Linked DNA regions of Homo sapiens: region 1 is linked to region 2. Evidence: chromatin loops called from intact Hi-C (ENCODE). Cell type or tissue: IMR-90. All regions are shown on one strand. Links, peaks and the distances in the headings refer to the core of each region. The heading gives the core; the rest is flanking DNA.

What was found. A loop is a pair of places that touch in the nucleus more often than their neighbours do. Peaks named below come from ENCODE experiments on the same cell type or tissue, not always from the same donor. Only the 100,000 strongest peaks of a DNase experiment are listed, where the experiment ranks them.
Region 1: it touches region 2 in a loop (16-fold over the local background); 29 of 110 quality-filtered maps call a loop at or near these places.

What each region holds. Positions count from the first base shown.
Region 1 is chr3:50,118,989-50,124,351 of GRCh38, reverse strand. SEMA3F-AS1 (SEMA3F antisense RNA 1) reads left to right here. Exons shown (of 4, transcript NR_135301.1): 3 at 1,764-1,827. It overlaps RBM5 (RNA binding motif protein 5), which reads right to left. Exons shown (of 25, transcript NM_005778.4): 25 at 5,331-5,363. Among named protein-coding and RNA genes, the nearest start is that of RBM5-AS1, 21 kb to the right of the region's middle. RefSeq lists enhancers at 812-1,312, 2,298-3,175, 3,176-4,054. In IMR-90, for the core only: a CTCF peak has its summit at 2,621 (motif pointing left); a DNase peak (open chromatin) is centred at 2,591.
Region 2 is chr3:50,223,172-50,228,534 of GRCh38, reverse strand. MIR5787 (microRNA 5787) reads right to left here and starts at 1,099; the gene lies at 1,045-1,099. It also overlaps a transcript of GNAI2 not described here. RefSeq lists a silencer at 887-1,256 and an enhancer at 1,769-2,578. In IMR-90, for the core only: CTCF peaks have their summits at 1,029 (motif pointing left) and 2,283 (motif pointing right); DNase peaks (open chromatin) are centred at 954 and 2,294; H3K4me3 peaks cover 1,161 bases; H3K27ac peaks cover 1,049 bases; H3K27me3 peaks cover 332 bases.

The sequences.
Region 1 (5,363 bases), core at 297-5,296, 100 kb after region 2:
AAAAATCTGCAGGGTGGGGGTGGGGCCGGGGCCGGGGCCGGGGCCTGGGCCGGGGCCAGGGCGGGGTTGGGGGCGGCTCGGGCACGTGTGCTGCTCAGTTTGTCTGGTAGAGGCTAAGGGGCTGGGGCTCCCGGCCATAAGAGGAGAGGCCCAGCCAAGCCGGTGCCGCCGATGTGCTTGGGGGAAGGTAGATCCATCCAGTCTTCAGGGATTCACGGTGGAGGGAGGAGGCAGAGCCCAGCTGCTTCTGGACACTCCTAACCTGAGCAGGGTGGCAGGCCCAGGTCCTAGGGCCTTCCAGGCGGAGGGGATGGCAGAGCTAATAGGATGCCAGCACATGGAAATGACTGGATCGGGGACTGGGGCCCTGGGTTTGGATGAGATGGGTGTGGACCTCAGCTTCCCAGTCTGTCAGGGAAACAGGAGAGGCTGCTCCCTCTCCTTCCTGTCCTCACTGCAGGTATGGCTGCAGGTGTTAGAAGGGAAGGTAATGAACCTTGAGCCAGTCTTAGAGACCATGATGCCCCTTCCTCAGTCTTCCCTTCCCCTCTCCAGCTCTGCCAGTGAGCTGAGCCATGGCTGGCAGACTTGGACCTGTTCAGTGAGCTCAGAAGCCTGTTCTGGGTGGACACCCCCAAGATCCACCCACCTGAAAAGGGGAAAGCCTCAGAATGACATTGTGTGCACAAGGGTGTGCCTGCTGGGTGGCGGCTTGTGCTCTGCCACGCTGTGACCCTGGGGGCTCCCTCTCCCTTCACAGAAGGCTGCCAGACCAGGTTTCCTTCCTCAGGGGTAGCAAGAACATCTGATTCCTGCCCCCTCAGGAGCCAGGTTCACTTGCACACTTGCTCATTAATGTGTCTGGCTTGTGTGTGCTCTTCTATATGCCAGTGGCTGGGTGGGGTTATGCACAAGTGTGCATGCTTCACACACCAACCAGGGAGGGGGTCTGCAGGATCTGGATGTAATGCCACCTCAAATGTCAAGGGTGATGGGGAAGCATGCATGTTGCCTGCTGCAGCCGGATGCCTGAGGGCTGGCCTGCATTGCGTGTGGGTGCGTACACATGGCATGCTTATGAGTGCAGAGGATGGCTCCTCAGCCCAGGAGTTGGGGAGTAAGAGGAAGGAGAAGAAGCCCCAGCTCTGGTGCCTCTCAGGATTTGGGCTCAGCCCTGTCTTGCTCCAGGTCTTACAGATTGAGGCTAGGCGCCCTTAGGTGGTGGTAGGCTGTGCTGGGCCAGGGGGCCCTAGGCTGAACCCAACCCTGCAGGACAGGCTGGGCAGGGCTCCCACACCTGCACCTGACCCTGTTCCAGGCCCACACTAGGGGATGGTGGGGGGAGGCTTAATTACATCCATGAATCATTCTCAAATAGCTCCTGTCCAGCCAGACTCAGGATGGTGATGCCCGCCCAGAGCTGAGAGCCAGGGGCTCCTGGAGCCTCCGTTGCACATAAAAGCAGCAGAGGACGCGAGCAGGCACCCTAGCCCCTCCTCTCTTGGCCACCTGCCTCGGCCTCCCCCATTGGTGTGCAGAATTCACCCCAAGATCAGAGGCCTATCTCAGCACCCGTGGGTAGCGCAGAACCAACTCCTCTAGACCTGGCGGCCCCATCCCACGTTATCTTGCCCCCTCAGCCTCCTCCGTCCCCTTGTGGCTGCTGCAGACTCCTCCAGCTTCTCTTTCCAGCATCCTCTAGGCCTCACTTTGCCTCTGGTTGTCTTCACCTGCCTCTCCCTGTCTTTCTCCTCTTTCCTCAGGGCACTGGGAGGCATCCCAAGACCCAGCTCACTCCAGGGCTGGACCTCAACCTTGTACCTGCAGGTGAGACCCAATTCTACTGCACTGGAGTGGTGATGGGGCAGCAGTTGCCAGCAGCAGCCCAGTCCAGCAACAGCTTTGAATCTCAGTTTCCTCTTTAAATGGGATGGCAGTGCAGCTTGGACTAAGCAGGATGGGAGGGCCCTGCCCCTGGCTCATACCTTCTGCTGGAAAGTTCTGTCTGGCTGGGTGTGGCCCACCCTATAGGGTTCTGACCTTAACCCAAGTCCATGAGTCCACCTCCCTCCTGCCACCTTCTGGGAGACTGGGGTGAAGGACTACAGGCATCCCCTGCTTCCATCTGGGAGCCCTGGACAAGCTGGGCTCCAACTCCCCATGGGCTGTAGGGACAGAAGCTGAGAATCTGATGCTCTAGCAACAGTGCTTCTGTGAGTCAATAAGCACGTGGTAGGGAAAGGGAGTGAGAGGCAGAAATGCACTTTATCGACTGCAGAAATTATTTACCTGGGTCAGAAAGAATTGCTGAGAGGGAAGTGCCTACTGTGCACAGGGTCAGCCTGGCTCTTGCCCCATTGGGCGCTGTGGGGACGACTTCCCCATCTAGCCAGAGGGGGTCCCTGGGGGTCAGAGACCCTCAGGAACTTGCAAGGCAGGCAGACTTGGCACCTGCCTGACTCCAGAAAGTTTCAAGGCCGAAGTTCTAGCCAGGTCTCCTTGAGTCCCAGAGACGTGGAGAGAGCCCCTGGGAACCTCCAGTACCTCAGGACTTGGTGGGAAGTCCTCTCCTTACCACCACCTATACCAGCCTGGCTGGAAAGATGATGGAATGCTGCCACCTGGTGGCCACCAACAACACAGTACCCTCCTCCAGTATCGACTGTGGGCAATCTTCCCCCACACCCCACCTGTCCCTGAGGGCATTCATTCCTCCGGAATCGGGGTGGCTGGGATCTGGGCGCCCTTGAGACCCCCAGCCAGACTATGCATGCCTGGGGAGCTTAGCTCAGGCCGGGATGCTCATCTGGGCTTTGAAACTTGTTTGATGCACAGCCATGACAGCTGCTCCTGGACGGCCCTCAAAGCCTTGCACGTTGTAGCAGCTGTCCCAGCCAAGGGCAGTCTGGACTTGGGAATCCTTGGAGGCTCCTTCTAGTTCAGTAAGAGCACCGTTCAAATTCAAGATTTGGGTTCCCCTGATTGAGAGGATTGCACTACTCTCACAGCATCTCAACATCACACAGGACTAAGAGGAATGGTGGCCCTATGGGCAGCACACAGCACATTTAACCGGGCTTGGGATTGGAGTAAACCCTGATGGGCCAGTCAGGAGGATGCTTGGGATCCTAGTGCTTCCAAACCAGAAGGATCACCCAAATATGGTCTTGCAGGATACCTGGGCCCAAGATAACAGCCTGTCAAACCTCAAGGACTGGGGCCATCAATTTAGATGCAGGGTGAAGGCTGCAGTCACCTGGCTAGGTATGCTGGTAACAGGTGAGGCCAGAGGAGGGAGCCTCCATCTCTGAGGAGCTGGCTCAGACCCTCACATTCACAGGAACCCTCAGCTTCATGTTCATAGGAAAGGCCACGCTGGTGTTGACAACAGATGCCGTGGTCCACAGCACACATGGGAGAGCCTTGAGCAGCTTTGACAGGTAACTCTAAGCACCAGCAGTGTGGGACAGGTTGAGGTGCCCTTCCGGGTGCTGGGAAGTCAATCTGAGGCTGCTAGAGGGCTGGCTCCTATTAATGCCTGGCCATGGCTCCCCTAGGGAAGACGCTTCCACCCAACCTTTGCTGAGCTGGGTACATATAATTAAGAGCTTCCCAGATCCTATTCTGGGTATGCTCACCTGGAAGAGCTTTCCGGGCCGGATGTCAAAAGGGTCTAATTAGGGTACTCAGGACTGCTGCTCAGGTGCGAGGAACACCAGCATCACCCTTGATGCCGTGAGGGCTCTGGAGGTGAGGCCAGTTTCTTATCCAACTTCTGTAGACCAGATCTGTGACACACTCTCCACCCCAGCTCTGGGCGCTTGGGCCCTCATTTGTGAAGTTCCCAAGCCTTACTCTGCAGAAACCCAGGCTTGGGGCTTCTGCATTTGCGTCCACCTCTCCCTAGCCAGAGCTGTGATTAGGCTCAGCTTCTCCAAGGCACTACCCTACAGGCCAGGGTGAGGACCTCCTGAGCATTTTCTATTCCTTAACGCCCTGCCCGAAAAGAGGAAAACGTGACCACCCACAAAAGCAAGTCTAGCTTCAAAAGTAAACTGCAGAGAAAAGGCCACCTTAACTGCATGCCCAATCTGTGGAGCTTAAGCACTCAGTTTGGCCAGATTGGCAATGTGAGCAACCCATCACATCATCTGGTCCCAAGAACAGCCTGAGATCCAGGTATACTTCCTGACCTGGTCAGGCATGGTCTTCTGGGTCAAAATGATGTTCTCTGCCCTGTGGAAGAGTGCTGAGGACGAAATACCCATTCAAAACAGAAAACTCTCCAATGCCCCCAGGACCTCCTTAGCAGCTGAGAAGATGCAGTGAGTGGAGTGCTGCCAGGGGGAGATGACCTCCTCAGTTTCTCCATCGCAGCAGAGGGTGGACCAGGTATCACCTGTATCATGGCCAAAAGCAGGGAGGATCTGCCCTGCAGAGCAGTGACAACTCCACACTCCGGCATGTGTGGAATAAAGTCTGTGGAAACTAGAGAGGTGCAAGCACTCATGGTCACTTTGGTCTTAGCAGAAAAGCTACTAAGTTACCATGATTTCCATGAAGAGTTTTAAAACATGCTAAACTTTTTTTTTTTTTTTTTTTGAAACGGAGTTTTGCTCTGGTTGCCCAGGCTAGAGTGCAATGGCGCGACCTCCGGCTCACTGCAAACTCCGCCTCCTGGGTTCAAGCAATTCTCCTGCCTCAGCCTCCCGAGCAGCTGGGATTACAGGCCAACCACACCCAGCTAATTTTGTATTTTTAGTAGAGACGGGTTTCTCCATGTTGGTCAGGGTGGTCTTGAACTCCCAACGCCAGGTGATCCGCCTGCCTCGGCCTCCCAAAGTGCTGGGATTACAGGCGTGAGCCACCACGCCCGGCTAAAACATGTTAAACTCTTGAATTTAAAAATCCGAACATGTCAAGACCAGCCTGGGCAACAGAGTGAGGCCCCATCTCTGTAAAAAATTAAAAAATTAGCCTGCATGGTGGTATGTGCTTGTAGTCCCAGCTACTTGGAACACTAAAGTGGGAGAATCGCGTGAGCCCGGGAGGTCGAGGCTGCAGGCTCCCGAGTAGCTGGGATTACAGGTGCACACCACCACGTCTGGCTAATTTTTTTGTATTTTTGGTAGAGACAGGGTTTCACCATGTTGGCCAGACTGGTCTCAAACTCCTGACCTCAGGCAATCCACCTGCCTCGGCCTCCCAAAGTGTTGGGATTACAGGTGTGAGCCACCACGCCTGGCCAACCCTGCCTCAAAATCAATCAATCAATCAATCAGAACGTGGTGATGGGGGCAAGAAATAAACTGATTTCATCACCAGGCTTGACTGGCTCAGACATGCTTGACCCACCTACCCAC
Region 2 (5,363 bases), core at 279-5,278:
TCTGTCACCCAGGCTTGAGTGCAGTGGCGCGATCTTGGCTCACTGCAGCCTGTCTCCCAGGCTCAAGCGATTCCCCTGCCTCAGCCTCTGAGTAGCTGGGATTACAAGGCGCGCCCCCACGCCCAGCTAATTTTTTTGTATTTTTGGTAGAGACGGGGTTTTGCCATGTTGGCCAGGCTGGTCTCAAACTCCTGGCCTCAGGTGATCCGCCCACCTCGGCCTCCCAGAGTGCTAGGATTACAGGCGTGAGCTACCGTGCACCGTGCCCGGCCAACATGATCTGATTTTTAAAGTTCCTTCTGGTTGCTATGAGTAGTAGAACCTGAGGATAAGAGAGATGGGAGGATAGGAGGTGGGCACCATTCGAGGGAAATGGAGTGAAGCCTGTGGAGACAGGGCTGTCCCGTCTCCGGGGAGAAGAGAGCTGGTGAGGGGGCGGGGAGCAATTATAACGGGAGTGAGTTTTTGTTTCCTCCAGCAGGTTTGGGCGGGCTGGTCCCCATTCAGCCTTCCCTCCAAATGGGCGTGGCTCAGACACCTAAAGATCGGTCTAAAGGGGCTCCCAATGTCCCCGTATCTGCTTTCCCGCCTTTGTGCACCTCTCTACCTCTAGGAAGCCTTCCTTGCCCTGTCCTGGGTCTTGGCCAGCGGTGGGCTCCCCAGGGACCTCACCAGGACGGCATTTTGCGAGGTAAAAAGCCAGGAGGCTCAGCAGTGGACCGAGAGCTGCGCAGGGTGCAACCTTGCAGGGTGCTACCTGCCCTTGGCCCTGCCCACCGCAGCCCCTCCCTAATTCTTATTTTCCCCCTTGTCCACTCCCAGTGCAACCTCCTAGTTCTTCACCTCCCCCAGGTTCTCTCACCCACGCCCCGCCCAAGGCGTCCTCCCCCGATTCTGGCCTCTCCTGCAGAGCCGAAGCCGGAAGCGGCCTCGGGGTGCGCTGCACCGCCTCTTCCGGGGCCTCTCTAGGCCGGAGCGCGGGATTTCGGTGGCCGGGAGAGGCCGGAACGGCTTCGCGGGGCAGCGGCGCCTCCTGGCGGGCCTGGGGTGCGGCGCGGGAGCCGAGGCCGACCTAGCACCTCCCCGCGCCCCAGCCCCCGCCTCGCGGCCCCCACTCACGGTGGCCCCCGCCTTGCCTGCTCTCCTGTCTCGCTCTGCCTCCGGGCCTGGCCCCCGCCTCCGCCGACCTGCCACTCCTTGGCCGTCGAGGCCCGGTCTCCGCAGAGCTGCAGCCGTCACGCGTCCTCTTGCAACTAGCCCTCTGTGGCACCCCATCCCCCTTGCCCCGCGCGGGGCCCCACCTCGCCAGGGTCTCCTCCGCGATAGCCGCCATCGGCTTACCCTCAGAACGTCCCCAGTGACACCCGCCTTTCTGCTTCGTCCAGCCTAGCGTCTTCACACCCTCCGTCATGAGACGCTCCCTCCTTCTCGCGCTTCCACTTCACAGCAGAGATTAGACGGTGATGTGGGTGATTCTCCCGCTGGGCACCTCGCCTGCTTCCTGAGGGCGGAGTAGCTCCGCATCGCCCATGCCAGCCTAGGGCCGCTGCGCCGTGGGGGCTCGGATGACTTGCTGAGTTTGATTTCAGAGTCATCGGGAGGATAGAGAGGAACTGGGTAAAATTTGCTCTCAGAGGCTCACGCCTGTCATCCCAGCACTCTGGGAGGCCAAGGCGGGCGGATCACGAGGTCAGGAGATCGAGACCATCCTGGCTAACACGGTGAAACCCCGTCTCTATTAAAAATACAAAAAATTAGCCGGGCGCGGTAGCGGGCGCCTGTAGTCCCAGCTACTCGGGAGGCTGAGGCAGGAGAATGGCGTGAACCCGGGAGGCGGAGCTTGCAGTGAGCCGAGATCGCGCCACTGCACTCCGGCCTGGGCGAAAGAGTGAGACTCAGTCTCAAAAAAAAAAAAAAAAATTTCTCTCAGAACACATAGTCAATGGCGGACATAGTCAATGGCGGGTCTGGGGGTCCGGCCTCTTCCTCTACTCCGGGCTTCCCCCAAGGTCAGGCAGTCCGTGGGGGGTCTGGCTGGCTCCCTGCAGTACACACCTGCGCCGATGCCCAGCGTTGAGGCCCTACCCATCCCGGGGGACCTTTCCCCTCCCGCCTCCCGCCCTTCTGTCGGCTTTCTTCCCACGGATCTGCCAGGAAGCCTTCCAGGACTGTCCTGGAGCATCAAGGCTCGACCGCACGGCCATGGGTACCGACCATCCCAGCCACACGGCTGGGCAACGTGTGGTGGGTCACCGCGCAGCCAGACTCCGGCTGGTGACCGCCAGGGGTCAGCAGAGGCCTCCTTTTGCATAGCTTGGCGGATTAGGTCGCTGGCTAATCCTGTGTGTGTAGCCAGGCGGTTTGTAGACTTGTGTGGTTGGAAAGTAGTTTTATGCTTTCAGATTTTTCCAGGGCTGCTCTTCTTTCTAAGCAACCTTCAGTCAATTATTACTGCTCCGCGTTGTTGGAAAGTCAGTTGCTGGGTGACTTTAAACTAGGGTCCAGGCAGACATCTTTTTTCTTTTCTTTTTTTTTTGGAGACAGGGTCTTGCTCTGTAGCCCAGGCTGGAATGCAATGGCGAACTCGGCTCACTGCAACCTCCGCCTCCCGGGTTGAAGCGATTCTCTGGAGGTGCCTCAGCCTCCAGAGTAGCTGGGACTACAGGTGTGTGCCACCATGACCGGCTAATTTTTGTATTTTTAGTAGAGACAGGGTTTTGCCATGTTGCCAGGCTGGTCTTGAACTCCTGACCTTAAGTGAATCCCAAAGTGCTGGGACTACAGGCATGAGCCACCACACCTGGCCTAGGCAGACATCTGAATTGTCCCCTGGGTCTCTCCACGGCTCCTTGCCATCCTTGCCTGCGTCTTGGACCCGCTGTGTCCCTAGCCACCAGCACTTGACCAGGCAGGTCAGTGGCCAAGCTGCACACTCCCTGATGTCCAGACCCCCACTATCCAATCTCTGTCTACTGTTTTCCAGCTCAGTTTCCAGCACCCCCATCCTGGAAGTCTTTCACTGAGCTCAAACCTACCCTCCTACCAGCTGCTTCCATTCTCTCACCTCAATACCTTCTTCTTTCCAGTCTTTCTTCCTCCCACCCACAGACGGAGTCTCACTCTGTTGCCCAGGCTGGATTGCAGTGGTGTGATCTCGGTTCACTGCAGCCTCTGCCTCTCAGGTTTAAGCAATTCTGCTTCAGCCTCCCGAGTAGCTGGGATTACAGGTGTGCGCCATCACACCTGGCTAATTTTTGTATTTTTAGTAGAGACGGGGTTTCACCATGTTGGCCAGGCTGATCTCAAACTCCTGACCTCATGATCCACCCGCCTCGGCCTCCCAAAGTGCTGGAATTACAGGCGTGAGCCACCGTGCCCGGCCAACTTTCCAGTCTTTCTTAAAAGCCACTGTTGGCTCTGCCCCTCTCACTTCACACAAGTTGTTTACACTGGCTCTTTCCAGTTCTACCTCACTTTCTCCTCTGCCCACTCCAGGCAGGCCTGTCCCTCCCTCACAAAAGTGCCCTGGTCAGGGTCCTTAGGGATCCACAGGTGTCCGAATTCAGTGGTCCATCCTCTACCCTCAACTCCTTGGCAGCATCTGACACTTACCTGGCTCCAGGTGCCCATGCTCTCCCAGTTTTCCTCTCACCTCCTGGCTACTCCCGCCCAGCTCCTTTGCTGGTTCTGCCTCATCTTCCAGGGCTCAGTGCTTACTGCCGCCCTCCTCTGTCTGAACTTAGCTTCTTCCCATCCCATGGCTTTAAACACCACTTGCTTTGCTTCCCAGATCCAAAGCTTCATCACTGGCCACTCTACTGAACTCAACGCATACACCCAGCAGTTGACTCGGCACCTGCACTTTGATGTCCAGTCAATGTTTTTTTTTTTTTTTTTTTTAGACGGAGTCTCACTCTGTCACCCAGGCTGGAGTGCAATGGTGTGGTCTCGGCTCACTGCAACCTCCGCCTCCCGGCTTCAAGCGATTCTCCTGCCTCAGCTTCCCGAGTAGCTGGGACTGCAGGCACGTGCCACACCTGGCTAATTTTTGTAGTTTTTAGTAGAGATGGGGTTTCACTATGTTGGCCAGGCTGGTCTCGAACTCCTGACCTTGTGATTCACGCGCCTCGGCCTCGCAAAGTACTGGGATTACAGGCGTGAGCCACCATGCCCTGCCGATGTCCAGTCAATGTTTTAAACTCTTCATGGACAAAACTTATCTCTCTCCCAAGCCTGCTCCTCCTCCAGCCTCCTGCAGTGGCACCTCTATCACTAGACAACCTTGGAGTCACCCTTGACTTACTTCTGCCTCTCCTCCCCTACTGGAACCATCCGGGAAGCCTGCCACCTCTACCTTTAGGACAAGCCTAGTGCCTCATCCTGCCTCTACCATCACCTGGGCTAAGACATGCAACATGATTATTTGGAATAACTACAGGAGCCCTTGTGTCAGTGTCACCCTTGCCCCCCATTCCCCACCCAGAGCCTAGTCTTAATGCAGCAGCCGGAATAATCTATTTAAAACTTAGACTTATGCCTGACACGGTGGCTCACACCTGTAATCCCAGCATTTTGGGAGGCCAAAATGGGAGAATTGCTTGAGACCAGGACTTTGAAACCAGCCTGGGAAACATGATGAGACCCTGTCTCTACAAAAAAATAGGATACAAATAAGCAGGCAGTGGTGACATGTGCTTATAGTCCCCAGCTACTCAGGAGGCTGAGGCAGGAGGGTCCCTTGAGTCTAGAAATTCAAGGCGGCAGTGAGCTGTGATCATGCCATTTGCACTCCAGCCTGGACCACAGAGCTAGACTCTGTCTCAAAAAAAAAAAAGTTCCTTTCTCAGGCCCACTCTGACCCCCGTCCCCCACCTCCCATTTTTCTTATCTTGTTGCTTTTACTCCCTGTAGTACTGAGCATCTTCTAACCACATGATAGAATTTAGTGGTTAGGTTTAATGCTGCTTTTTTGGATCTAATCCCCATCCTGGACAGTAAGTTCAAGGAAGGCCAGGGTCTTCACTTTGTTCACTGCTTTATTTGCAGGTGCTAGATGAGTGCCTGGCGTGTAGGAACTGTCAATAAATACTTGTTGAATGAATGAATGAATGAGTCAAGAGGCAAATGTGTGCTTGTGCACACAGGTGAGAAGGGTGTGGGCAAGGGCAGCTGCTGGGCAGGGAGACTGAGACCCATGCTTTTGCCCCCCTTCCTGCTCTTATTTTTCTATAATAAGCAGTCATAAGAAAAACAGTGAAAAGAAATATAGAAGACCTTTGTGCTGGACCTTCAGGCTGCTCTAACTTATCAATATTCCAAACAGAACAATTTTTCCAGAACTATTTATTTATTTATTATTATTA